Linked DNA regions of Homo sapiens: all the other regions are linked to region 1. Evidence: read pairs that join two places in POLR2A ChIA-PET (ENCODE). Cell type or tissue: OCI-LY7. All regions are shown on one strand. Each heading gives the region's core, and the rest is flanking DNA. Links, peaks and the distances in the headings are about the cores only.

Region 1 (8,439 bases), core at 389-8,388:
GGTGAGCACCATCACAGCCAGCTAATTTTTGTATGTTTTGTAGAGACAGGGTCTCGCGCTATTGCTCAGGTTGGTCTTCAACTCCTGGGCTCAAGCAATCCTCCTACCTCCACCTCCCAAAGTGCTGGGATTACAGGCATGAGCCATGGCGCCCGGCCTTTCAAATTATTAAAAAACTAGAACAAGGAAGCAAAACTTTGGTGCTCTTAGGAATTTGTGTTTACTTGTAAATTATCAACATTCCGAATCCATAAAGAACACTAAAAACTTGAGATCCGAACAAGAAAAGTAAATAATCATCCTTTACATTGCCTGCAGTAGCCATTTGTCTTGACTTTTAATTTCCTTCTTGATTTTTGGATATTAGTTTGGACAATAAGATATTTCCCATGTAAAAGGAAAGAGATCAAACACAGGCCATTTGGAAGTGACTAACATTTGTGGTCTTGTTTGTTACTCCTTTTTAGAGGGATAATGGTTACAAGACATTACTCCCTTAGGAAAGAGTATTTTTACGTGTGCATTACTATGCAAAGTAAAACTGGTGTTAGCAAGTTGGACTAAATGTTTTCACAAGAGTGCAAAATCACTAAGGAGTCTCTGCAACTTTCCAATTCCTAGATGAATTACAAGGACAGAAATGCTCTCAAGTCCAAAAATGGGCTGGGAAAAGAGTGAGCTATTAGTTCCCTGAAAAGTCTCCAATACATGAAATAATGAGATTGACATCCCATTGTCCATACAATGCCCACAGACTACATAAGTATTTTTCTTACCCGCTGTTTCAAAAACTTTTAAGCCAGCAAATAAGCCTTCGGGGATAAGGACCCTACAAAATATATTATGAATTAACACTATCCACTTCCTAGAGCCAACATTCTGAAATGTGTAAACTAGTAGTTAGAGTCCTTAAGTGAATACAGCTGTGATTCATGGTCCTCTCCTGGCAGTGTTGAGTAGAAGTATTTTGAAGAAAGCCTAATATTCGTAGCAATCCAGACAACTCTTCAAATAAAAATTTAAATTCAGTTAAAAATATAACCTATATACTATATAGGTTAACCTGGCTTCAATCCATCCCACCTTATTGCATAGTGACAGTCTGTGAGAGATGTATGTGACACTTTCAACCCGCCCCATTAAACAAACACAGAAACCCAAAAAGAAATGAAGGATTGAGAGGCAAAAGAAATTTCAAGAGCCCATTTTCAGTGGGCCATCATTTTGAGAGTTGGGTTATTTTTGTCCTTGTTTTCAGCAGCAAATCAATTCCTGACTCTACACCCAAGCGTGTGTGAAGAGAAATGCACAGAGACCACAAGCACAGCTGTCCAATTTACATTCACAAATGCAGGTGTTGCTCAGACACAAAACAGAGGTCAGCTGAATACTGCTCCTAATTAGCTACCTTTTCTACTAGGATTTTTCTTTGTAAAGTTATGCATGCAATTTGGGTTCAACTTAGAGACCATTTTTAGATCCCACCATGCTATCCAGCAAGAAGCGGGCTGTCATAAAGCATAATTTACAGCACAGTTAATTTTATGTTTTTTTAAGTCTACACTATACCTAAGGCAAAATTCTGTTCTGCACACACACACATTATTCACTCTGTTTTCTATCCACTTCTCAAAACTTAAAAAAGGTAGAATTTAGCCAGAAAAAAAATCTGTTATGTAGGAATGGGAAGAATTTTGCCCTTTTTCTAAGATTAAGAAAGTCCACAATTTAATTAACAAGGACTAAGGACTTTGTTAAATGATACAAGAGGAGAAGTAGCTATTTGCTATTGTCTTCAGTACGGAACACCCAGGGGCTTATTACAAGCAGTTCTTAGAAATGGCAGGATGGAGACTGGTATCTAATACAATCCATTAGGAAACCCAAGCCCTAAATGAAATGACCACAAAATCCTATCAGTTAACAGAAATGCAGCAGCTGTACATGTTTATTGTAAGACAATATAATATTGTAACAGAGATAACACTCTTTAAAATTAAAAAAAAAGAAGCCAACAAATGATAGACTAGTTTATTTCTCTATTTGGAAAAAAAAAAAACACACACACACACACACACACACAAGAAGGCATAGCACATCAGAGCTTTGGGATATATAAGGAAGGATGAAGACTGCAGAGAAGGGAGGAATTGTTTGTACACTAACAGACAACTGGGATCAGCTGGCAAAGTCACTGGCTAAACACCAAACTGCTGCAACTTCCAGGTTTAGCAAGATGTTCAAAGACATATCCCAATAACGCCTGGTAGAAAGTGAAATGTGATGGTCCTCCTCCCACTGCTGACTTTACCTGCTGTAAGTATTTCAAATGCTAATTCCTATCCTCGCTCCCAGTTATCCATTTTTCAAAAATGTACCCTATGAAAGTTTAAATTCAGTTTGACCTTAAACTTTATAATGATGTAAACAATATAGATATAGATATGGTATTCTGGAGTGTTTTTCCAAATGGAATCAGGTGTCTTTCTTCAAAGGCTCACTATAAAATACAGTTTGCAAAATATAACATGTATCACCAGGATTGTGACAAATCCATCTTGCTTGATTTTAGTCCCTACAGGCAGCCCATCAAGATTCAGACCCATAACCCTTCAGAATTATAGAAAGACAAAAAGCCCTGTTCTATAGCCATCTTCTGGATTGGAATGCAAAGTATTTTGTTGTGGTAAGTAGGGCTTTGAAGAAGAAAGCACTGGGCCCACTCCTGGGTTTGTTACTCCAGTGCTCGGCATTCAAAACGGGAGCCCCGGGGTCTCAGAGATCATTTTAATCCCCCTATATTAAAACAAAACGTGTCTCCCGTGCATCATTCTTCCCACCCTCCTCCCCAGATTCACTGGCTCCTCCCAGGGGAAAGTGAACTTGACTGCTGACAGTCCCAAAAGAATTCCAAACAATTTCCTTACTTGCCTCTCTGTTTCAGTGAAGATTATGAGCCTAACTCTTAGAGACTGCTACTAAAATTCCACCCTGCTGAATTCTGCAGCCTAATTCTTTTGGCATTATGTTTTTTGGCAGAATGAATGTGACCCAAATTTTCAGGAGATAATTTGCTGCAACAGTGCCTGCAATGCAGTGAGCCCATAATTAGCATTTCAGGATTGCAAATATCACACTTTTGGAAAAATAATAATTGTTTGCTTCAAGAAGAACAGATTTGGATCTTGTATTATAGAAATGGAAACAACAAAATGTGGACAATTTTAGTAAAGATTTTATGAATTAAGGAAGCTTTACATATCAATGGAAAATAATTGAGGACTAGCAAGTTACCGCAGTAGTTGGTGGCAAAGGCTACAGCAGTTCTTTAAGGATTCAGAAAATAGTTGTGTGCATGTGCGTGTGATTGTAAAAACATCATGCATTCCATTTCCCATCCATGGTGGCTAACACTATTCAAAAAGGACATTTTCAGACCTGGGATGTCTTCAAAACAAAACCAAAAAAAATTCTAACGATGGCTGTTCCTGTGTTTACCCACCACGCTCCTCACAAATGCTTGGCTGTGTGAGCAATGTTGTTTCACGTATTCATGATTTCATCTTTTCTCAATATCAATCAGCTTTAACATAAGATGTCAAGAGAGACTTGACATTTTTCTTGACAAGAACTCGTGGGCCAGATTTTGAAAAGAGCAATAGCAGTATTTCCACTGGGTACAAGAATTAAACTAAGTGGGCTAAAACTTTCTGGCCATGCTTTTGTGGCTAATTACTTGGCTTTTTAAAGAAATATCTACCACTTATCTTTCATGTACTCAGAGTGCAGTCTGCACTCTACTGCTGGAAAGACACTGGCCATGAGGATACCAGCTGTGATCACAGTGTCCTCATCAGATTCATTCACCCTCTCAGAACACAAACACTAAGCCAAGAGAAACACATTAGAAGGGGATTCCTTATTCCAAAAGGTTAAGCATGACACAAAAGGGGAATCAACAAAACAGAGAGAATAAAAATATAAAAGTAAAAGGTGCGCAGTGTTTTCCGCTAGAAGCTATGAGGCACATGCGCGTGTGGGCTGGTGAGGCCTGTGGGGGGCCGCCTCTCTCTCCGGTGCTCTTACCTTATTTCTCTTGAAGTAGGCTCGTCGGCAGGCCGCAAAGCACTTCTCGCTGCAGAAGCTTTTCACCTCACTTCCCATACTCAGGGAATAGCGCTTGATTCCCACTTTCTGGCACCAGGCACACATTATTTGTACATTTGACACATCATCTTCTATAATAAAAGTATAAGAAAAATGTTCATATCAGAAGCAAACATCCCTTCAAATTTAGACACACCCTGAACCTGACAGAGCTACCTGGGCCTGATTTTAGTTTCTGGACCTTGGAGAAGAAGTGCTTTTTCTTTCTCTCTCTCTCTCTCTTTCTCTCTCTCTTTTTTTTTTTTTTTTTTTTTTTTTGGCTCCTAAGTTTCCAAAAGACATTTACTTAAAAACCAGAGCATGACTGCAGAGCCACAAGGGCTCCTAGGGCTTCTTAGCCTGGTTTAAAAAAAAAAAAAAAAAAGCTTCATCTGCCTAGTTAAACCAGCCCCAGCACTAACGAAGCTTGTAAAATAACCCATTTCTTCAAAGGTCCTGTGAAAGCCTGCAGGATCTGCACTGGGTGGGACAATTTGTAGGGTGCTAACTTACAAATGGAACACCCTCATGTGAACCTTGACCAGACGCCAGGCTCAACCATGGCCTGTTCCCTATTACTGTTAAATGATATGTGCTATTGTTTATTCTTGCAATGTAATAATTCCCAAGCAACACGTTTAGTCAAAAAGGAAAGATGTGCGTGGCCAGATTCTGGCAACGGAAAGGGACAAGCCTGGCTCGCTGAACAGACTCTGACAATGCAGCCTTCCGGCACTGGTGTCCTAAGGGAGATGCAGGCCTGATTGAAATTCTCCTCCATGTGATGTGGTTCCTGGGCCCTGGATGGAGGGATGGTAATGGGAATGCCAGATCATTCTCAGCCAGATTGGTGGTCCTCCCAGCCCCTCATGTCATGTCATGGGGTTGCTCAGAATGAATTTAGGTGGTTTGCAAATATTTCCATTATTTAAATTGTATTTCTTTTCCTTTGTATGAGAAGAAAACAAATTTAACTAGCATAATGAGCCCATGATATCACAAATACTACTGCTTAAAACAAAGGATTTTAAAGTGAGTCAATTAGTAAAATATATTCAGTAAGTCATAGTGCAGGTGGTCAGAAGTTATGACAAACATTATGATGGTGATATTCAGGTCTGGGAAAAACTGGCCTCTGAGGGGTGGGTGGGGGTGAATAAAAGGAAACTTTAAGTAGACACCTAAGTAATATTTCCTTGTTGCCTCTTAACGGCTTTTGCTACATCTTGAGTTTTCTCTGTCCTCCCAATTGATAGTGACTGTGTGTGTGTGTGTGTGGTGTGTGTGTGTGTGTGTGTGTGTGTGTGTGAGAGAGAGAGAGACTGATTGCCACATCTCTTCTTCCTTTATGGAATTTTTTTTTTATTAACCCACATTCATGCTCCAGACATGAATGGTAATCATAAAATCCCCAACAAGCACTCGTATAGTGTTGTCTGATTTCTGGATAAAATCCCCCAAAGACTAATTGCTAAGCAAGGCCTGGTCCACGAGTTGTTGACATATTCAGGGTTCATAGAGTTTGTCATGCAATCATTTCATTTCCAGGGAAAAGATTTGGTTTGAGGCAGTGTGGTCATCAGCCTGCAAAATTAGAAGCAAACTAATTTGTAGTGCAGAGATATGGCTTTTTTCCCCCTGAGTATCACCACTCAGAACTATATGCAGCATTTTATTTACCTCAATGGAATAAATATTGCCATTTTAATGACCTTTTAGTATTTCACAAATTACATATTGTGATCTATTGTTATCAAGTGAGATAGTATAAAAAATGACCTTTGATGTCAGTCCAACATTTTTGATAACTTTCTTTAAATGGTATAATATGAAATCAAATGTCAAACAATTACTGTATTTAATAATTTGTTCTATTCAAAGCAAGCTTTTTGATATTTCAGGAATATCCTTAACAAAAAAAATTTAAAAATAAATAAATAAAAGCAAGCTTTTATTTATATTTTACATGATCTCTAATATGGCATCTCTCTACATATGAACATTTTACATGGTATGAAAAATTAGCAAAGCTTTATAATTTACCTTGGTGTATGGAGCAGTTTTCTTAGATTAGAAATAGCATATATTTTAAAATATTCACCTATCTTTACTAAACTAGATAGCAACTAATAGTTTCTATTTTTCCCAATTGATAAGATACTTTAAAATCTTAAATTCCTGAAAAAGAAGATACAGCAGAATTCTCATAAATTATCCACTGGCAGTAAGCTTGATTCTGGTGAAATCTGTAAGGAAAAAAATTTATGCGGGAAATCACCTGGCCTCACAGTTTAATGAGGAGACCCCACTTCCCAAGGAGCCATTTTAGAACATGCATTAGGTCCCCCTCATTATTTCTTCCTTTAAATAATCTGATTTGGGAAACAAAGCATAAAACTGTTTAAGTCCTAGATCTTCAGCTATAATGGACCAACACTGAGATGAGAAAGAATAGAGTGCAAAGCTATTCACAAGGCCAGGCGCTTAGCTTGCAGCTTGGACCTGGCCTGAAGGAATGATGCTTGAGGCCAAAGGGCAGCTCCGGGGTCTTTCTCAAGCTTCAATCCATCATCACCAGACAGACCCACTTGTCATTTTTTAAAGGGAGGCAAGAATACTTTCTTACAAAGGACCTAACAAATAAACGAACAAAAAGGTAGAATTTTAAAACAGATTATTTCTTATAAATCATTCTTACTACAAAGCAACAATATGACATGAGACCAAATACATTGTGCACTTTTATATCTGGCTGCTGGAAAAACTTCTAGAATGATGGTTAGCATCTGCCTTGTTAAATAAGTCAACGCTCCCCGCAGTTTTTCATACAACTCCATTTCATAAAGGTATATGCTTTGGGAAAAGCCCATCAGATTTCTCCTTTTCTAGTATTAAACTGTTATCAGCAGCTAATGATCCAAAGAACAGTCTGATAATTGGGTTATTCAAAAAATTTAAAAAACATTTTCCGGTATTTCAGGCATTCTAGATTTATAAAAGTCTTTTATATTAGTAACAGATTTTAGAAACTAATAAAGAACTGTGATTATCTAAATTAATATTGTCAGCCAAACTATAGTTCAAAATTCTGTCATCAGACATGAGATGGTGTCCCCATCTTATGACTGCACCCCTAGAAAAGTGAACACTTCTTAAGTGGTTAAAGTCAAAAGGATCAGTCCACTTCAACCCTGCATCTCTTTCTACCTGAAACACGGAAATGAAATGCATGCTTTACAATAAACATGGAAATGAAATGCATGCTTTACAATGGCAAAATAGAAGGTTTCAGCACTTTAACTTTTCTAACTTGATCTGCTTTAAATTTTTTTTTCTACTTAAAAAAATATTTCTTCAAGCTAGGGAAAACCTAATTACCTGTCTTACATTTTGGCTAACGGTCTGTGCCATTAGAGACTTGAGATTACCTCAGAGAAGATTCACATAACAGATTTTTACATGACATTACCTTACAGCCATCAGCCTGTGCATTTTTATAATAAACAATACAACAAATGTAAAATGTTTACAGCATTAAATCACATTCCCAAAGAGAACGGTTTGTATAACATAATTTTCATATGATAATATCATATAAATATGTATCAGTCAAAATAAGCATATTTCAATTAATCATGAAAAATTTGTACCGAATTTAATTAAGCAGAATGTTTAAGGCATTTTCTTTCCAATCTAATGTTCCAAGAGCTATAGAACATTTTTCTACTTTACATCCCAGAAGTTCAGATTACTCCAAGATGAAATCAAAATTGTATTTATTATAGTGCAGAGAAGTATGAGATCAAGCATTTCTGGAATGCCCTGCTGAAGTTGTTTGAGAAATTGCCTTATCTGGTGACTTTTAAAAATAAGGATGGCCATTGGTCAGTGATCTTCTTGGGGCATTTAAATTGGCTATAAACATGTATACTAACTTACCTGACCAGTGCCCAAAGAAAATCAGTAGGGCATTAATGGACTCCAGGCAATTAAACTGTAGATTTACCACCCCTTTGTAACTTTCATGGGAGTCCAAGACTGAGGGGAAATTCCGAAAGTATTTGCTGGGACATCTATCTCCTCCAACAGTTCCTAGAATGCACACATCCAGATAATCAATGAAAGACCTGGATTATATTTGAGACAAGTTACAAGGCAGTCTGAGGAGACTCCTGTGTGTTCCCCATGCCATGAAATGACATGAAATGGCCCATGGCCGGGCTGCACTGTGTCAATCTACTTGTTGCAGCAGCTATATTTAAAAACAGAATAAAGTCAAGGCCTGGAAAGCAG
Region 2 (8,439 bases), core at 129-8,128, 110 kb after region 1:
GATAAAGACATACCCGAGACTGGGAAGAAAAAAAGATGTAATGGACTTACAGTTCCACATGACTGGGGAGGCCTCATGATCATGGCGTTAGGCAGGGAGGAGCAAGTCACAAAAAATGGTTTGTGGATAGCCTACATGGATGGCAGCAGGCAAAAAGAGATTGTGCAGGTAAACTCCCGTTTTTAAAACATCAGATCTCGTGAGACTCATTCACTGTCACAAGAACAGCACAGGAAAGACCCATCCCCATAATTCAATCACCTCTCATTGGGTTCCTCCCACAACACATGGGAATTATGGGAGCTAGAATTCAAGATGAGATTAGGGTGGAGACACAGCCAAACCATATCATTCCGCCCCTGGTCCCTCCTAAATCTCATGTCCTCACATTTCAAAACCAATTATGCCTTTCCAGCAGTCCCACAAAGTCTTAACTCATTTCAGCATTAACTCAAAAGCCCACAGTCCAGTAACTCATCTTAAGTCACTTCCATCTATGAACCTGTAAAATCAAAAGAAAGTTACTTCCCAGATACAATGGGGGTACAGGCATTGGGTAAGTACAGCTGTTTCAAATGGGAGAAATTGGCCAAAACAAAGGGGCTACAGGCCTCATGCAAGTCCAAAATCAAGCAGGGCAGTCATATCGTAAAACTCCAAAATAATCTCCTTTGACTCCATGTCTTGCATTCAGGTCACGCTGATGCAAAGGGTGGGCTCCCATGGTCTTGGGCAGCTCTGCCCCTGTGGCTTTGCAGGGTACAGCCACCCTCTTGGCTGCTTTCATGGGCTGGTGTTGAGTGGCTGCAGCTTTTCTGGGCACACGGTACAAGCTGTCAGTGGATCTACCGTTCTGGGGTCTGGAGAATGGTGGCCCTCTTCTCACAGCTCCACTAAACGGTGCCCCAGTAGGGACTTTTTGTGGAGGCTCCAACCCTACATTTCCCTTCTGCAGTGCCCTACCAGAGGTTCTCCATGAGGGCTCCGCCCCTGCAGCAAACTTCTGCCTAGGCATCCAGGCATTTCCATACATCCTCTGAAATCTAGGCAGACGTTCCCAAACCCCGGTTCTTGACTTCTATACACTCAAAGGCTCAACACCGTGTGGAAGCTGCCAAAACTTGGGGCTTGCACCCTCTGAAGCCACAGCTCAAGCTTTATGTTGGCCCCTTTCAGCCATGGCTGGAGCAGCTGGGATGCAGGGGACCAAGTCCCTAGACTACACAGCGGAGGGACCCTGGGCCTGGTCCATAAAATCATTTTTTCCTCCTAAACCTCCAGGCCTGTGATGGGAGGGGCTGCTGCAAAGGTCTCTGACATGTCCTGGAGACATTTTTCCCATTGTCTTGGTGATTAACATTTGGCTCCTTGTTACATGTGCAAATTTCTGCAGCTTGAATTTCTCCCCAGAAAATGGGATTTTCTTTTTTTTTTTTTTTCGAGACGAAGTCTCGCTCTGTCGCCCAGGCTGGAGTGCAGTGGCGCAATCTCGGCTCACTGCAAGCTCCACCTCCCAGGCTCACGCCATTCTCCTGCCTCAGCCTCCCGAGTAGCTGGGACTACAGGTGCCTGCCACCACGCCCAGCTAATTTTTTGTATTTTTAGTAGAGACAGGGTTTCACCATGTTAGCCAGGATGGTCTCGATTTCCTGACCTCGTGATCCACCCACCTCGGCCTCCCAAAGTGCTGGGATTACAGGTGTGAGGAAAATGGGATTTTCTTTTCAATTGCATTGTCAGGCTGCAAATTTTCCAAACTTTTATGCCCAGTTTCCCTTTTAAAACTGAATCCGTTTAACAGCACCCAAGTCATCCCTTGAATGCTTTGCTGCTTATAAATTTCTTCTACAAGATACCCTAAATCATCTCTCTCTAGTTCACAGTTCCACAAGTCTCTAGTCTCTTTGCTAAAACATAACAAGAATTACCTTTGCTCCGGTTCCCAACAAGTTCCTCATCTCCATCTGAGACCACCTCAGCCTGGATCTTATTGTTCATATCACTGTCAGCATTTTTGTCAAAGCCATTCAACAAGTCTCTAGGAAGTTCCAAACTTTCTCACATTTTCCTGTCTTCTTCTGAGCCCTCCAAACTTCCAACCTCTGCCTGTTACCCAGTTCCAAAGTTACTTTCACATTTTTGGGTATACATTCAGCAATGCTCCACTCTACTGGTACCAATTTACTGTATGTCTGTTTTTATGCTGCTGATAAAACATACCCAAGACTGGGAAGAAAAAGAGGTTTAATGGACTTACAGTTCCACATGGCTGGGGAGGACTCACAATCATGGTGGAAGGCAATGAGGAGCAAGGCACATCGTACATGGATGGTGGCAGGCAAAGAAAGAGATCTTGTACAAGGAAACTCCCGTTTTTAAAACCATCAGATCTCGTGAGATTCATTCACTATCACAAGAACTGTGCAGGAAAGACCCACCCCCATGATTCAATCACCTCCCACTGGGTTCCTCCCACGGCACATGGGAATTGTGGGAATTACAATTCAAGATGAAATTTGGGTGGGGACACAGCCAAACCATATCAAAGACTGATGGAGTTGTTCATATCCTTTGAGAAGGAATCAGTTCATTAATCCATGAGTATTATTCCCTTGGATTTTCCCTTAGCATATTCTCCAATGAGGTCTCTAATTTCTTGTTAAATGATGGTCGTTTCACTTTGAAAGACATATACCAAAGGTATACAATTCATTTTATTCTCTTTTCACATTTTAAATAATTTTTGCTGCAGGAAGACAAAGAGAATGCAATGCCTTACACAGCCTGTATCTTCAGCCTCTCCTTTGTAGTTTTGTCCTTGTAAGTAAGACAAAGGATAGGTAGGAGAAATAATAGCTAAGTGTTGAAAAAAAAATTAGTATCAAATAAGAGTGGAACTGAAAGGTTTACTTGTGTTATAGTTGATCAACAAATGTTTATTGACTCACTACTGTGTATTAAAGCACAATAAGGGATATGTTGAGGTAAAAAAGGTTCCTGCAAGAGAACTTGGGGAAACTAGATGCAAATAATGATGCAGTTTAATGATACAAGGTCCAGTGTGGTGGCTTATGCCTGAATACCAGCACTTTGGGAGGCTGAGGTGGGAGGATCACTTGAGCCCAGGAGTTTGATACCAGCCTGGGCAACATAGGGAGATCCTATCTCTATAAAAATAAAAAATTAAAGAAATTAGCCGGATGTGGTAATGCTCGCCTATGGTCCCAGTTACTTGAGATGCTGTCATGGGAGGATCACTTGGGCCCAGGAGGTCAAGGCTGCAGTGAGCCGTGATTGCACCACTGCAATCCAGCCTGGGTGACAGAGTGAGACCCTGTCCCAAAAAAAAAAAAAAAAAAAAAAAGATGCAAGATAAAAATAATCATAATTGTTAGTAATTGCTAAATGAAGTGTTTAGCTAAGTGCTACAGGACTTCAGGGTAGAACACTGTGGGCTGGCTAAACCAAAGGCTTTATGGAAGAAGAAAAATTTTAAGAAGCTGCTGGAAATGGGTAGAATTGTATAGATGGAAAATAGGAAGAAGTTGTTTCTGCTCTGCCTTTTACCTGGAATGCCAAGTGTGGAAATCAGGAAGAGGAGTGGTAGTATTATGTTACTTTTGAGTCAAAATCAGCAGTTAATCATGTGGGAGAATTTTAACTTAATGAGCCTAAGAAAGCTTCTTGATGATTTCAGCATATTGTAAGTCCTCTTAATTCAGGTCTGTAAAACAAAAACAAAAAACTTCTTTAAATGCTGGAAGGGCTTCGGGAGAGTGATATAATCCAGGAAATTCACTATGAAAGCAACAATATTTTATTATTAAACTTGGACATTTCAAGTATTTAACTGAGGGAAATAACAGACAAAGAAGCCATGTGTCTCTGCTGGAGAAACTTTATTTTCCAACTGAACAATAAAACCTTACTTACCACAGACTATCAAATAAGCTTTCAGAGATTCTGATATTGATACAAGTTACCAATGTAAAAAGGAAATTATTTCCTATATGCTGTCCTCCTTCCTTATCCTCAGAAATGAAATTCTTTTTTTCCCAAGATCACATTAAGGAAGATATTATTATCATTCTTGTCATTTTATTCTCTTTTCCCTTTTTGCTGTCCAGCTTTCTTCTATGACAAATGGAGAGTACACTTGTCAATATGTTATTAATAAATTAACAGTTTACTAATACCTAAAACAATACTCATTGCCATTTACAACTAGATATAACAGAGATGCAGAGATTATCAACTTCATGATGAGCAAGCATACATAGTCCTTGGGTTGCATGGATTTTTTTCTTTAAAGCCACCCTGGTCAGGCTTTTTTTGTTTGTTTTTAAACTAAAAATGAATATCTTTTCAGGAACCTGGAGGAGTCATAAAGAAAAAGCAGATGTTACTATATCAGGCAGGGTAGTTTTATTTTTTCTATGGAAGTAAAAAAAATTATGTAGTGCTTTTAGCATCGTAATATATGAAATCTCCAGTTAAAAGAACGCTCATTAGCTTAGTATGTATTGTTTAATTTAAAAAATGAAAATTAATTTTATTTTTGTATAAAACATGCTCCTGTCGGACAATACAGAAATATATAACGAAAAGTTACCCTAGTCTTAATTACTCAGAGATACCTAGTGTTAATATTTTGGTGTATAGCCTGCATGGCCATAAAAATAGGTTTATCACATGTGTATATTTTTGTTACTTTTCTCTCTCAACAGTATATAGAGAATTGCTTTTAAAATTAATAAACATAATTTTAACAACTACGTGATATTTCATTATAATGAATATTCCATAATACAGTTAATTATCCTCTTTTTTTTAAATGTTTTTCTCCTGAATTCTTCACTATTATAGATAGTACTGTGATGGAATTTGCATGTATGTCATTGCACACTTGTTTGATTATTTCCTTAGGATACCTTCCTAAATATTGACTTTTTGGGATTAAGAGTATGAATATCTTCTATTGGAAATATTTTCATACATTAATTTCTGTCCATGGTATATGGGAGTGCCTGTTTTTCCTTGTTCTTACTAACCTTGGATATTGATAATTTTTGCCAACTTGAGAGATGTTATAAAAGTCTTCTTGTATGTTGAATATTAATACTAATATTAGTATTTGAATACTAATGAGATTGAGTCTTTTTTGTTATGTGGTTGGCCAATTTTATTTCTTTGTTGAGTTGCCTAGTTATATTCTTTCCTTATTTTTATTTGCACTATCTCCTATTGACATAGAAGAGCTCTTCATATATTAAGGGTCTTTTTGTCAAATGTTTTAAGTTTTTTTTTTTTTTTTACTTTTAAAATTTTATAGGTTTTTGCTGACAAGTTTTTTTTAACCTTTTTATTTTGAAATAATTACTGACTTACAGGAAGTTATAAAAATTGTACAGAGAGGTCCTTTTAGCCATCATCCAGCTTTCCCCGTGGTAACATCTTGCATAAGTATAGAACATTATTTAAACCAGGAAATTGGCATTGGTACAGTACTGCCAACTAAACTACAAACCTTATTTGGCTTTCACTCGTTTTTACATGCATTCGTTTGTGTGTGTGTGTGTGTGTGTGTGTGTGTTCTGTGAAATTTTATCACGTATATAGATTTTTGTAACTACCATCATCAAGATATAGGACTGTTCCATCGCTATGAAGAAAATTCCTGGTGTTGCACTTTGAGACTACAAAGTGCAGCACCAGGAATTTTCCTCCTTTCCTAACCTTGAGCACTGCCTGATCTGTTCATTTTTATGTTTTTGTCTTTTGAAATGTTATAGAAATGGAGTCATATAGTACGTAACCTTTTGAGATTGACAGTTTTCACTCAGCGTAATGTCCTTGTGATCCACCTAAGTTGTGTATGCCAGTAGTTTGTTCCCTTTTACTGCTAATTAATATCTCATTGTATGAATGTACCATAGTTTATATATCCATTTACCATAAACATTTGGGTTGTTTCTAGTTTGGGCTGTTACAAATAAAGCTGCTCTGAACATTCATGTATAGGTGATTATGTGAACATGTTTTTGTTTCTTTAAGATAAAAGCTTGGGAGTGTGATTGTTGGGTTGTATGGTAAGTGTATGTTCAATTTCATAAGAAATTGCCAAATTGTTTTCCAGAGTAGCTGTACTATTTTACATTTCCACTGGCAAGGTATGAGAAATCTAGTTTCTCCATATCCTTTGTTAGCATTTGGTATTGTCAGTATTTTTTATTTTAGCCATTCTAATAGATGTGTAGTAATATCTCATCTTAGCTTTAATTTCCTTAATGCCTAATGATGTCGAACGTTTTTTCATGTGCTGATTTGCCATACTTACATCCTCATTGGTAAGATGAATACTCAAGTCTTTTTGCCTATTTTCAAATAGACTGTTTGTTTCCTTACTGCGGAGTTTAGAGAATTCTTTACATATTCTGGATAGAAGTCCTTTGGATATAAAATTTGCAAATATTTTCTTCTAGTATGTGGCTCATCTTTTTATCTTGTTAATGGAGTCCTTTGCAGAGTAAAAGTTTTAAATTTTGATGACATCCAGTTACTGGTTTTTTTTTTTTCTTTTATAGATTGGGTTTTTGATGTGATGTCTGAGAACTCTTTTCCTAGCCCTAGGTCCCAAAGATGTTCTCCTATGTTCTCTTCTAAAAGTTTTATAGTTCTGTGGTTCACATTTTACATAAATCCGTGATCCTTTTTGCATTGATCTTTGTATGCGGTGTGCGTTTTAAGTCAAGCTTCTATTTTATTTTTTATTTTTGCCCATGGATGTCCAGTTGTTCCAGCATGATTTGTTGAAAAGACTATTTTCCCTCCATTGAACTACTTTTGTACCTTTGTGAAAAATCAGTTGGTGTATTTGTATTTATCCACTTCTGGATTCTCTGTTCCATTGGTCTATTTGTCTTTTCTTCTGCCAATACTATACTGTCTTGATTATGATAGCGATGTAGTGAGACAATATAAGGCAGAGTGATTCTTCCTACTTTTCTTCTTTTTCAAACTTGTTTTAGAATAAGCTTGTCTGTATCTATCATAGTTGTGGTAGTCGCAGCAAAAGGCTAGCACCTCTCCAGCTTGTCTGTGTGGGACTGGTTCTGGCTGAGGCTAGAAGAAGGTGACGGTACTTTATTGGAGTGAGCTTCTGAACATCCAGTTGAGCAGAGGGTGGGAAGGAGAATTTTTTATGGAATAGGAAGTGATTCCTAAAGATATAACATCATTTAAAATTATTTTCCTTTAGTGCTATCAGTTTTAAGTATAAATAATATCAATAGAGCATTTAGGATGGCTTTGCTTGAAAGCAGAAGAGTAGATAGGTAAGTTCTTAAGGACCATTCTGTTGTTGTTTTCATTTTATCCACTGTTGTCAGGGACTTCGGTTTAGGTTTCTACAGCAACCAGTCTGGACTACATAATACCAACACTTTGTGTGCATGTGGTGTTAACTCTGATGCCTTATACACTACATGTGGCAGAGTTACAGTTGCTATGGAGATCAATCTTTGGACACACTTGGTTGATAACGATGCTTTTCATATATGGATTTTGCTGCTGAAAGAATATGAGGTGATGCTAAGTTAACCAAAAGATGCATAAGACTGTCAGTAGTTTATAGCTTAGAATCTCACATTTGAAAACTTTAAGTTATACATTTGCTCACAAACATACTGAAGTATGTGTGTGTGTGTTTGTGTGTTTACAAGTTTGATACCTGGAAAATACAGTAGAGGGAAAATGTGATTCTAAAGAACACATTATCAGAGAATTTGATGGATTATTTCTCTTGGCTAGTCTATACCATTTCTAAAACATACTGTAAAAATTCAAAGACTAAATATCTTACATAATTTTAGTAGTATTATCATAAGGTCAGTTGTCAGTAGGTAAGCAAAGGAAACACAATTCTTGTGTACTGCTCTAATTTGAATGTAGATCCTAATAAGGACCTTTTTCTTGGAGCACTATATCTCTGAAGTCTTAAATGCCACAAATAAAAAACATTGAAGAAGTAGAATAAAGAGTTTTATTTTTTCTCTTCCTTTGACAAAGTCAGTTAAACTGGGATGCAACTCTCAGTGCTAAATTTAAACTAATATAGACTATCACTGAGTGTTTTCATTTGTAGCATTTTTGAGACAAATGTGGTTTTAGATTGATATCCATTTCTGCTTTGGCCTAGGGAAACTCGTCATTTATGAGTTGCTATACTAGAGCAGTGGTTCTCAACGCTGGCTGCACATTAGTATGTGGGTTAAAAAAAATGATATTTGAGCCTCACAAAAATCAAATCAAAATCTCTGGGGACAGGAGAAGGCATGACATTTGTACTCTTTTTGTTTTTTTTTTTAAGCTAACTACTTGATGCTAATATACAACTAGAGTTGAGAACCACTGAAGCAAAATATGTTTTCATCTAGACTT
Region 3 (8,439 bases), core at 236-8,235, 1.0 Mb after region 1:
ACTTCCTAAGGAAACATTTGGATTATTTTACAAGTCAAAGGTATGACATGATTTTTAAATCATAATACATGTTTACTGAGCTATCCTTATGGGTCAGGCCCTTGTGATTCACACACTTTCATTTTATCTTCCCAACAGCTAGGTAGGTAGTCTTTTTTTAGTGCCCGTTTGTCCAAGGTCCCACCACAGGTAAAGTCTGACTCTGACATAGAGCTCTGTGTCTCTGCTGTCTGGACAGGCCTTCAAACGTATCTTGAAGTAGTAGCCAGGGAAAATAGGTTTGAGTCTTGGCTTAATTCCATTCCCTGTCAAAATAAACCAACTAAGTATATGTATTACTCTGTCCTGCCAATGATGTTGCAATCTGCTTTTCCCATGCAGCAGACGCTTGATCAGCAAGCAGTCCTCTCTATGCTTAGTATAGGCATTAAAACAATTTTTTTTTTTTTTTTTTTGGCTATTAGATGCTTTTTACAAAACTGGTTGCTTGCTCTTCAACTTGGCTCAACTACTTGACTCCTCCCCCCCTCAGAGGGGCAGCCTGTTTATCACCAGCCAGACTGCTGAATTTCCTAAAAATACATGAATGTTCATAGTGGCTTCATTCATTCATAATAGCTAAAAACTGGAAACAGCTCAAAGTCACCGGACATGGCTTGTGAACAGATAAACAAATTGTGGTACATCTACACAGCAGAGTATTATTCAGCAATAAAAAAGGAACAGACTTCTGAAACATGTAAGGATATGGATGCTAAATGCTTTTGCAGACTCCAAATGTTACATACTGTATGGTTACATTTATATGACATTCTAGACAGTGCAAATCTAATCTATAATGATAGAAAGTAGGTCGGTGGTTGCCTGAGGGTGGGGTCAGTGGGTGGTAAGTGGTGGTGGTGCAACAGGGAAGAGGCACAAAGGAACGTTGAGGGTTAAAGTTCTATATCTTGATTGTGGTGATGGTTACACATGAGTACTTATCTTTCAAAACTCATCAAACTGTACATTTAAGATGGGTATATATAAATGAAGTTAAGATACAATCTCTTTAAAACAGAGTTTTCCCCCTGGGAAATAAAGAATAGAAATGCACTGTGTGGCACAATCCATCTGTCTTGGGTGCACATTTCACAGGGTCTCACTGTATTGACCAGCCTGGTGTGCAGTGGCACGATCACAGCTCACTGCAGCCTCAACCTCCTAGGCTCAAGTGATCCTTCCACCTCAGCTTCCCAAGTAGCTGAGACTATAGGCATGTGCCACCATGCCCAGCTAATTTTTAACTTTTTTGTAGAGAGTTTCACCATGTTGCCCAGGCTGGTATCAAAGTCTTGGGCTTAAGTGATCCTTCTGCCTCAGCCTTCCAAAGCGCTGGGATGATAGATGTGAGCCACCGTACCCAGCCACGTTATGCAGTTCTTAATGAGGGATCTCGTGTCATTTCAAATGATAGACTCGTTGACAGGGGAATGCAGTCTTCTCCCACGGGACCAGGTCCCTGTGGATATCCAAGATCATATCTCCAAACAGGATCATCTGAGCAGGGCTCAGAATGCCCCATACCTCCTGAGTAAAGTCCTCAGTCACATCTTTGAGGAACACCCCTTCCTAAATGCGATACGTATTTCTTTTCAACCAGGAATTGTTTCTTTCCATTGTTCAGGGGGAAACTAAGGCAAATGGAGACAAAAAACTAGCTGGCCTGGGAGTTGTCAGAGAGGGACCTTCTTAGGTTTGAGCCTTTGGGTCTGGGGTCTTAAACCTAGGATGGGAAGCCACAGACCCACCACCTTTCCAGGCTTGATGATAATTTGCTAGGAAGGGGAGTGTTTTGCAAAGAGGCCATGAGTGACCATCAAGTTTCTTCATGCTTCCTCAGATTCCTCTGCCCCTGACTTTCCCACAGGCCTGGGCAGGGTCCTGAGGGTTCCCAGGCTGGGTGTTCTCAGAGCACATGCAATCCTGGGTCCTCCTTTGTATTTACCTTTTTACTGTGTATTTTCTGCCCACCTTACTTAAGGCAGCCTGCACACCTTACAGTGCAGAACCTGCACTTGGCACCCTTCCATCATCCATGTCCAACTGGGACGGAGCAGTCCACAACAGGACTATTGTAGAGGTGGCACATGGGTTGTGTGCTACGACCTGCTTTAGAGTGTTCTTGTTGGCTAATATGAAATGTGGCTCATTAGGGGCACATGTAACCATCCACGAGATCATATTCCAGCAGCGTGTAGAGGCCCAGGCAGCACTAGCTGCAGTGCTGTTAGGTGATTCTCAACCTTCGTGGTGTGGCAGCGCCTACTATATATACTACTATATATTCCTACTATTACCACTTAGTAAATGTTACCTTGTAACATTTGCTACCCATTAGTTAAGGAGATAATGTAAATGGTAGAGTTTTTTTGAAACTGTTCTGGTTCTGAAGCTGGCCGAATCATGAATTTTTCTTTTTTTCCTTGCTTAAATAAATTCTGCTAAATTTGACTATCTAAGGGTTTTTCCTTTTTATAGTAACTATGGGAACAAAACTAAGTTTTTAAATTTTAATACAATTATGGGTCATTGACATTTGTTTTATGTTTATAATCTGTTTATATCTTTAAGAAATCTAGACTGGGTGCAGTGGCTCACACCTGTAATCCCAGCATTTTGGGAGGCCGAGGTGGGTGGATCACCTGAGGTCAGGAGTTCGAGACCAGCCTGGCCAATGTGGTGAAACCCCGTCTCTACTAAAAATACAAAAATTAGCTGGGCATGGTGGTGGTTGCTTGTAATCCCAGCTACTCAGGAGGCTGAAGCAGAAGAATTGCTTCAATCCAGGAGGCGGAGGTTGCAGTGAACTGAGATCACATCATTGTACTCCAGCCTGGCTGACGAGCGAAACTCCATCTCAAAAAAAAAAAAAAAAAAAAAAAAAGTGACAAGAAATCTAATAACATTTTGAGTAAAGTGATGTTTCTTATAAAAAATAAATAAATAAGTTTTCCTATGTTTCCCACCTTTTCATTCCCCAGTGAATGTAAGCTCCTTGAGAACAGGAAAAATGTTCTGTTGCCTTTCCAACAGCTAGCATGGGGGACTGACAGCTAGAGGTGGACATAAAGTATTTGCTGCTACTAAAGAATTAGTAACATCCCTCCTGCCTTTCAAAAAAGGAGTTGTCAATGCTCTTGGAGACAACTAGAAACATTGTTCTAAACAAATCAGAATGAAAATCTTATCTGCCTAAAACTTAGTGTGGTCAAGACTTGGCAGCTTTATTCTGCCAGAGTGAGGATTCCACGTGTTGATGGAGCTACCGGTGCACAGGTTTACTGCAGCCTCTCAGCCCAAATCTGACTCAGGAAAGTGGAACAAAATCTTGTTACATGTACTCACCTGTGCATCCTTCTAAAATGTGGTCATCAATGTACAAAAGTAACTTTTTTTTTTAAACACGTGTGATTCCCTAAGAGCTCTCACTTTGTTGATTTCTGAAAGATACCTTAGCTTTTCAATTCAGCCACATGGGAATGAGTCAACTGGATATTACTGTAAATGATAGGATTGGCCATGTTACTTGTTCACAACATATGCATATGTGTGTTTGTGCTAGTGAGCAACTTTTTTTCCTGAGCAGTTTTTTTGTAAAAAAAAAAAAATAGCATGAGTTGTGTGGCTTAAAAATATAGGAATTTGAGCTACTTTACACTTCAACTTTAAAAGTTAAAATAGGGGTTAGAAAATTCTGTTCAATAGAAGCAAGAAAGACTTTAGACTCGTGACAGCTAACTAAAGAACGAAGATGGGGAATGGGGAAGGGGGAGAAAAAGGAGAAACACACACAGAAAAACAAGGCCAGGCATGGTGGTTCACGCCTGTAATCCCAGCACTTTGGGGAGCTGAGGCCAGCGGATCACTTAAGGTCAGGAGTTCAAGACCAGACTGGCCAAGATGGTGAAACTTGTCCTACTAAGAAATACAAAAATTGGGCCGGGTGCGGTGGCTCATGCCTGTAATTCCAGCACTTTGGGAAGCCAAGGTGGGCAGATCCTGAGGTCAAGAGATCGAGACCATCCTGGCTAACATGATGAAACCCCGTCTCTACTAAAAATACAAAAAATTAGCCGGGTGTGGTGGCACGTGCCTGTAGTCCCAGCTACTTGGGAGGCTGAGGCAAGAGAATTGCTTGAACCCGGGAGGCGGAGGTTGCAGTAAGCTGAGATGGTGCCACTGCACTCCAGTCTGGCAGAGCAAGACTCTGTCTCAAAAAAAAAAAAAAAAGTTAGCCAGGTGAGGTGGGGCATGCCTGTTGTCCTGTGCCGGAGGATCACTTGAACCCAGGAGGTAGAGGTTGCAGTAGCCAAGATTGCACCACTGCACTCCAGTCCATCTTAAAGAAAGACTTTTATGAGACATGATTCTTTTTTTTTTTTAATAACTTCCAGGATATTCATTCTGAAGACTTTTAGAATTAAAGTTAAAATTGTATTTTCCCATGATAAGTGTATGGCAGAATATCATCTCAGTATCAGAAACACCAGGCAGATGAAGTTAAGTTTAAGGGAGGATCCACATACAGATCCCTGATACCACAGACATTGATTTGGAATAGGCATTAAAAATAAATTAACTATCCTCCCCACCTTTCCGTTTGTGTTTTCCTTTCTGATATTGATTGGGATAATATATGTGGCCTGTTCTATACACACACACACATATACACACACACAAACACACACACGCACAGCAAAAAGAATAAAGAAATGTTCACATAAATGAACTCTGATCTATTAAGCACAGAAGCTTTTCATTTTAACTTTTAAAATATTTTCTATTATATATGATTCAGTTACCTAAGAGTATACTAGATATAATTTAGCTACTTCTTTATGATTCTGGAGACAGAACTATGAACCTCTGTTACTACATTTGTGCTACAATAGTGATTTCTTCCAGGGCTGTTAGAAGGAGTGAAGACTACGGCTTACACTAAATGACCCACAGACTGTAACACTGTCTGGTAGTAAGCAGATCTCTTATGAAAAGGTATATGAAACTGTGACATTTGGCCATTTTTGATCTACAGTCCAATTTCATATGATATAACCAATAATCCTTGAGGTTAGGGCTTCAGAACCTTCTTCTCCGATGTCACTGCTCCCAGTCTCCCGGGGTGGAATGTCTGCTTGCCCCATGCTGCTTCTAATATTTGTCACCACTTCTAGTGCCCACCTCATCTCTGATGCTATTTTTCTTTTTTTAAAAAAATCTTTTTTCTGTCATTTCAACATAATGTAACACATACCTCTCTACTTACACCTCAATGGTTGTGGTTTTTTTTTTTTTTTTTTTCTAATGCTGTCACTTCAGGCCAAACAATAATATCATCCTGTTGGGTACAATCAAAGGTATACTATTGGGTGAAAGAATAGTGACAGACTTTTTAACTTCCAGATTAACCTGTGTCCTGAAAAAGAGGTGTCACTGAATACAAAAGCCATCAATTATAAAAGTTAATTTATAATTTATAATTATAATTTCATTCTCCCAAAAAGCTTCTTTTAAAAAGCAGACTCCCAGTTTCGGGTTGGTATTGTCTTTAAGTCATTTATACTTTGACAGAGACAAAGTGAAACCTAATTGTTTCAAGCCATCGACACATGATCAATCAGAAAGGAAGATAAAAGATAAGATCATGGAATGTCTGAATTGTAGGATCATTTACTCATTCATTCCACTGATAATTATTGAGTGTCTACGTTGTGCCAGAATTTTCTCCGCACCTTAAAGAGGCAACCTGTGGCCTGTAGAATCGAATTATTTTTTCTAAGACATAAGTCAGGCTTTCTAAAAGGTAGCTCAGTATTTTTTCTTGTTAGAAATTATAATGTATCATTAGAAAAATAAGACTTTACTAGAATGATTAATGTGTCACTTTTATGAAGGCATGGCTTACATGCTTTCTCCTAGGCCATGCAGTACAGCAATGGATGTGATAGCATAAACAGCCAATGAGCCCTCTCTTGTGATGGAGCTCTGTCTTTAGAATCCAGGTAATTGTAGATAGAGTGTGCTGGATCTTTCCGTAGGCTCACCCTCCCTCAGCCTTGTCTGCGCCCCAGGCTCCCAGTTATGATGGAAGGTAGAAACTGACTTTCTTGTCCTTAGGATTTGGTTAGGTTCAGCCAGTGGGAGGCCCTGATTTCCCCCCTAATCTCTCCATCTCTTAGTTGGGCTCTGGGTTGGGTGTGGCTGGGTGTGACCAGGGCTTCTGCCAGGCAGCCCACTTCCGCCGCTGTTCTCTCTCCCCATATTCCCGAGCCGCTTTCCCCTCTTGCTCCTTCAGGCCTAAGATGGGAAAGGACCTCACCAGGTGCCAGATGGGAAGGCTTCATTAGCTATTGCTTGAGGTAGAATGAAGTTTTGTGGGGCATGAGGCATATGTTATTTTGAGAGTTTTCTTTAAGACAAAGAACACAAAATTCTGGCTTATAGATTTTAAGGAGAGGGCCTTGGAAGAGGCCATGTGAAAGAAGAACCCTGAAGCCTAAGGTTTTTTTTAGCCCTTCTTGGCTTCCTTAAAACCTCGCCCACACTTTGTAAATAGTCCTTCACTACTTTCCTTAATTACACAACTTGAGTGTGCTATATGTTTCCTGTGCTGGGATCCTGACTAATTCTACTGTGTGCCTAATTATGACTAACAAGTACCCCAGAAGGTTTCTCTACCTGTACTTTGAATAGTCTCCCCAACATTCTCTTTTTCTCACAAAGCTATCCGGCTGAATTAATTTGCTTTACAGTTGAGATGTATTATCCTAATTCGGCGATTTTTTTTCTTATGCATAATGTGTAATTAAAAGGAGATAGAGTAGTTTGAAATTTATAGCAAAAGTATTTCTTATTCTACCTCCTGGATTATATGCATATCCTGATTAACATAATCAAATTACTGACAAGTTAGTTCCTAACTAAAATTTAGCCAAACTGGAAAATGGAAATGTGTTCCTTGTGAAGTCATCAAATCAGTTCCTTTTTATTAACTTGTAACCCAGAAAGTACATTCCTTATGCAATTTAAAAAGAATGACTTGTGCAATAATTCATGTCAAAGATCAAGAATGGTTACTTTAAAGCACTTAAAAGCCACTGGTGAGTCTCAGAATCTAAGTACTAAAGAACCAAGGACTAAACTTCAGTTGGGTCATCCATGTATAAATGATATGATGCAGGAGATGGTGATTAAGTTGGGGGAAAGAGGGTGAAGCGGCCCTTGGAGACAACTAACACAGCCTGCCTGCCCCGACCAGGCACAGCTACAGCCAAGTCAGAGGCCCTGGGGCTGACTGGGACCCAGAAGAGAAATGAGAGCTGGAGAAGAGGAACAGACAAGCCTCTCCAACACAGCACGGACTCTAGCTAGGCTGGCTCTGAGACTTCTAGTGACCTTGAGACCTCATAACTTCAGGTCAGTTTAGCCATGTTTGTAAGTGTGGATTTAATAGTGGATTTATTTCTAGAAAATGGAACAATCTTTATCTTTCCAATTAATATACACTGCCCAGAAATGTCTTAGTTTCCTGTAGTTTCTAGTGAGAATTGTTGACTTTCTACCAACACTTTGCAAATTAAGAAGTAGATTTCACACTTCTATGATCAGAACTCAGGAATACTACTAAATGGGATCAAATCACTTATTCTCTCAAAAGTTGCACATCTATCATACAGGGTACTGAGAAATTCATGTGAAATGATACATGTGAACATCTTTTGAAAAGCACAAAGTAGCCTATGACAGTGATGGCTGGCTTTATTAACAGTGCGATATTTTGCTGATGTTTTGCTCAAGTTAAAATTATAGAAACTAAGTAAGTAACACAATGAATTTATGGTTCTCAACTGGTGAGAAGGAGATGAAAATAACAGCTTTATCAGATGTAGTTTCTAACAGAGCTAATTTGTCTGCAGAACTTGGCATATCATTGCTCATGAGCACTCATCTTTAATGTGTCATGGCTAGAATAAAGAAAACAATATAAGCCTACTCTTTTTTTAATCTCTTTTTTGCAGCTCATAAGGTATGGAGGATATGCAAACTATGCAGGGTGAACACTTTTGAATCACCCTATGTAAAACAGCACCCTCACTTTCTATGATCTATTCTCCTTTATTTTTCTTCATAGCACTTAACATTACCTGAACCATATTGCATATATATTTGTATATTTCTTTATTGCTGTGTCTGCTTACAGAACATAAGCTTCGTGAGGAACAAGAACGTTATTTTGTTCACCTGTGTCCCTACCTCTTCATCAATGCTTGGTACCAATAGGCACTTAAATATTTACCAAATGTACATATTTTCCAGAAATCCTTTATCCTCCAGCCTATCAACAATCAAGAGTCAGACAACAGTGTATCATGGAATGGACAGTGGTTTGGGGCAATC

The links. ChIA-PET counts read pairs that join two places held together with the same protein. Peaks named below come from ENCODE experiments on the same cell type or tissue, not always from the same donor. Only the 100,000 strongest peaks of a DNase experiment are listed, where the experiment ranks them.
Region 2: POLR2A ChIA-PET joins it to region 1 with 6 read pairs; 2 of 35 experiments call an interaction of 5 or more read pairs at or near these places.
Region 3: POLR2A ChIA-PET joins it to region 1 with 5 read pairs; 2 of 35 experiments call an interaction of 5 or more read pairs at or near these places.

The regions. Positions count from the first base shown.
Region 1 is chr6:107,529,258-107,537,696 of GRCh38, reverse strand. SOBP (sine oculis binding protein homolog) reads right to left here. Exons shown (of 7, transcript NM_018013.4): 4 at 4,087-4,238. Among named protein-coding and RNA genes, the nearest start is that of SOBP, 43 kb to the right of the region's middle. In OCI-LY7, for the core only: CTCF peaks have their summits at 1,010 and 1,209; DNase peaks (open chromatin) are centred at 1,316 and 1,816; H3K4me3 peaks cover 1,922 bases; H3K27ac peaks cover 3,693 bases.
Region 2 is chr6:107,418,962-107,427,400 of GRCh38, reverse strand. The region is part of intron 1 of PDSS2 (decaprenyl diphosphate synthase subunit 2); the gene reads left to right. Among named protein-coding and RNA genes, the nearest start is that of PDSS2, 36 kb to the left of the region's middle. In OCI-LY7, for the core only: no CTCF peak of the experiment used is centred there; no DNase peak of the experiment used is centred there.
Region 3 is chr6:106,500,934-106,509,372 of GRCh38, reverse strand. All of the region lies in intron 2 of CRYBG1 (crystallin beta-gamma domain containing 1), which reads right to left. LOC101927405 (a long non-coding RNA gene) reads left to right here and starts at 7,152. Exons shown (of 3, transcript XR_245566.4): 1 at 7,152-7,458; 2 at 8,359-8,439. In OCI-LY7, for the core only: no CTCF peak of the experiment used is centred there; no DNase peak of the experiment used is centred there; H3K27ac peaks cover 89 bases.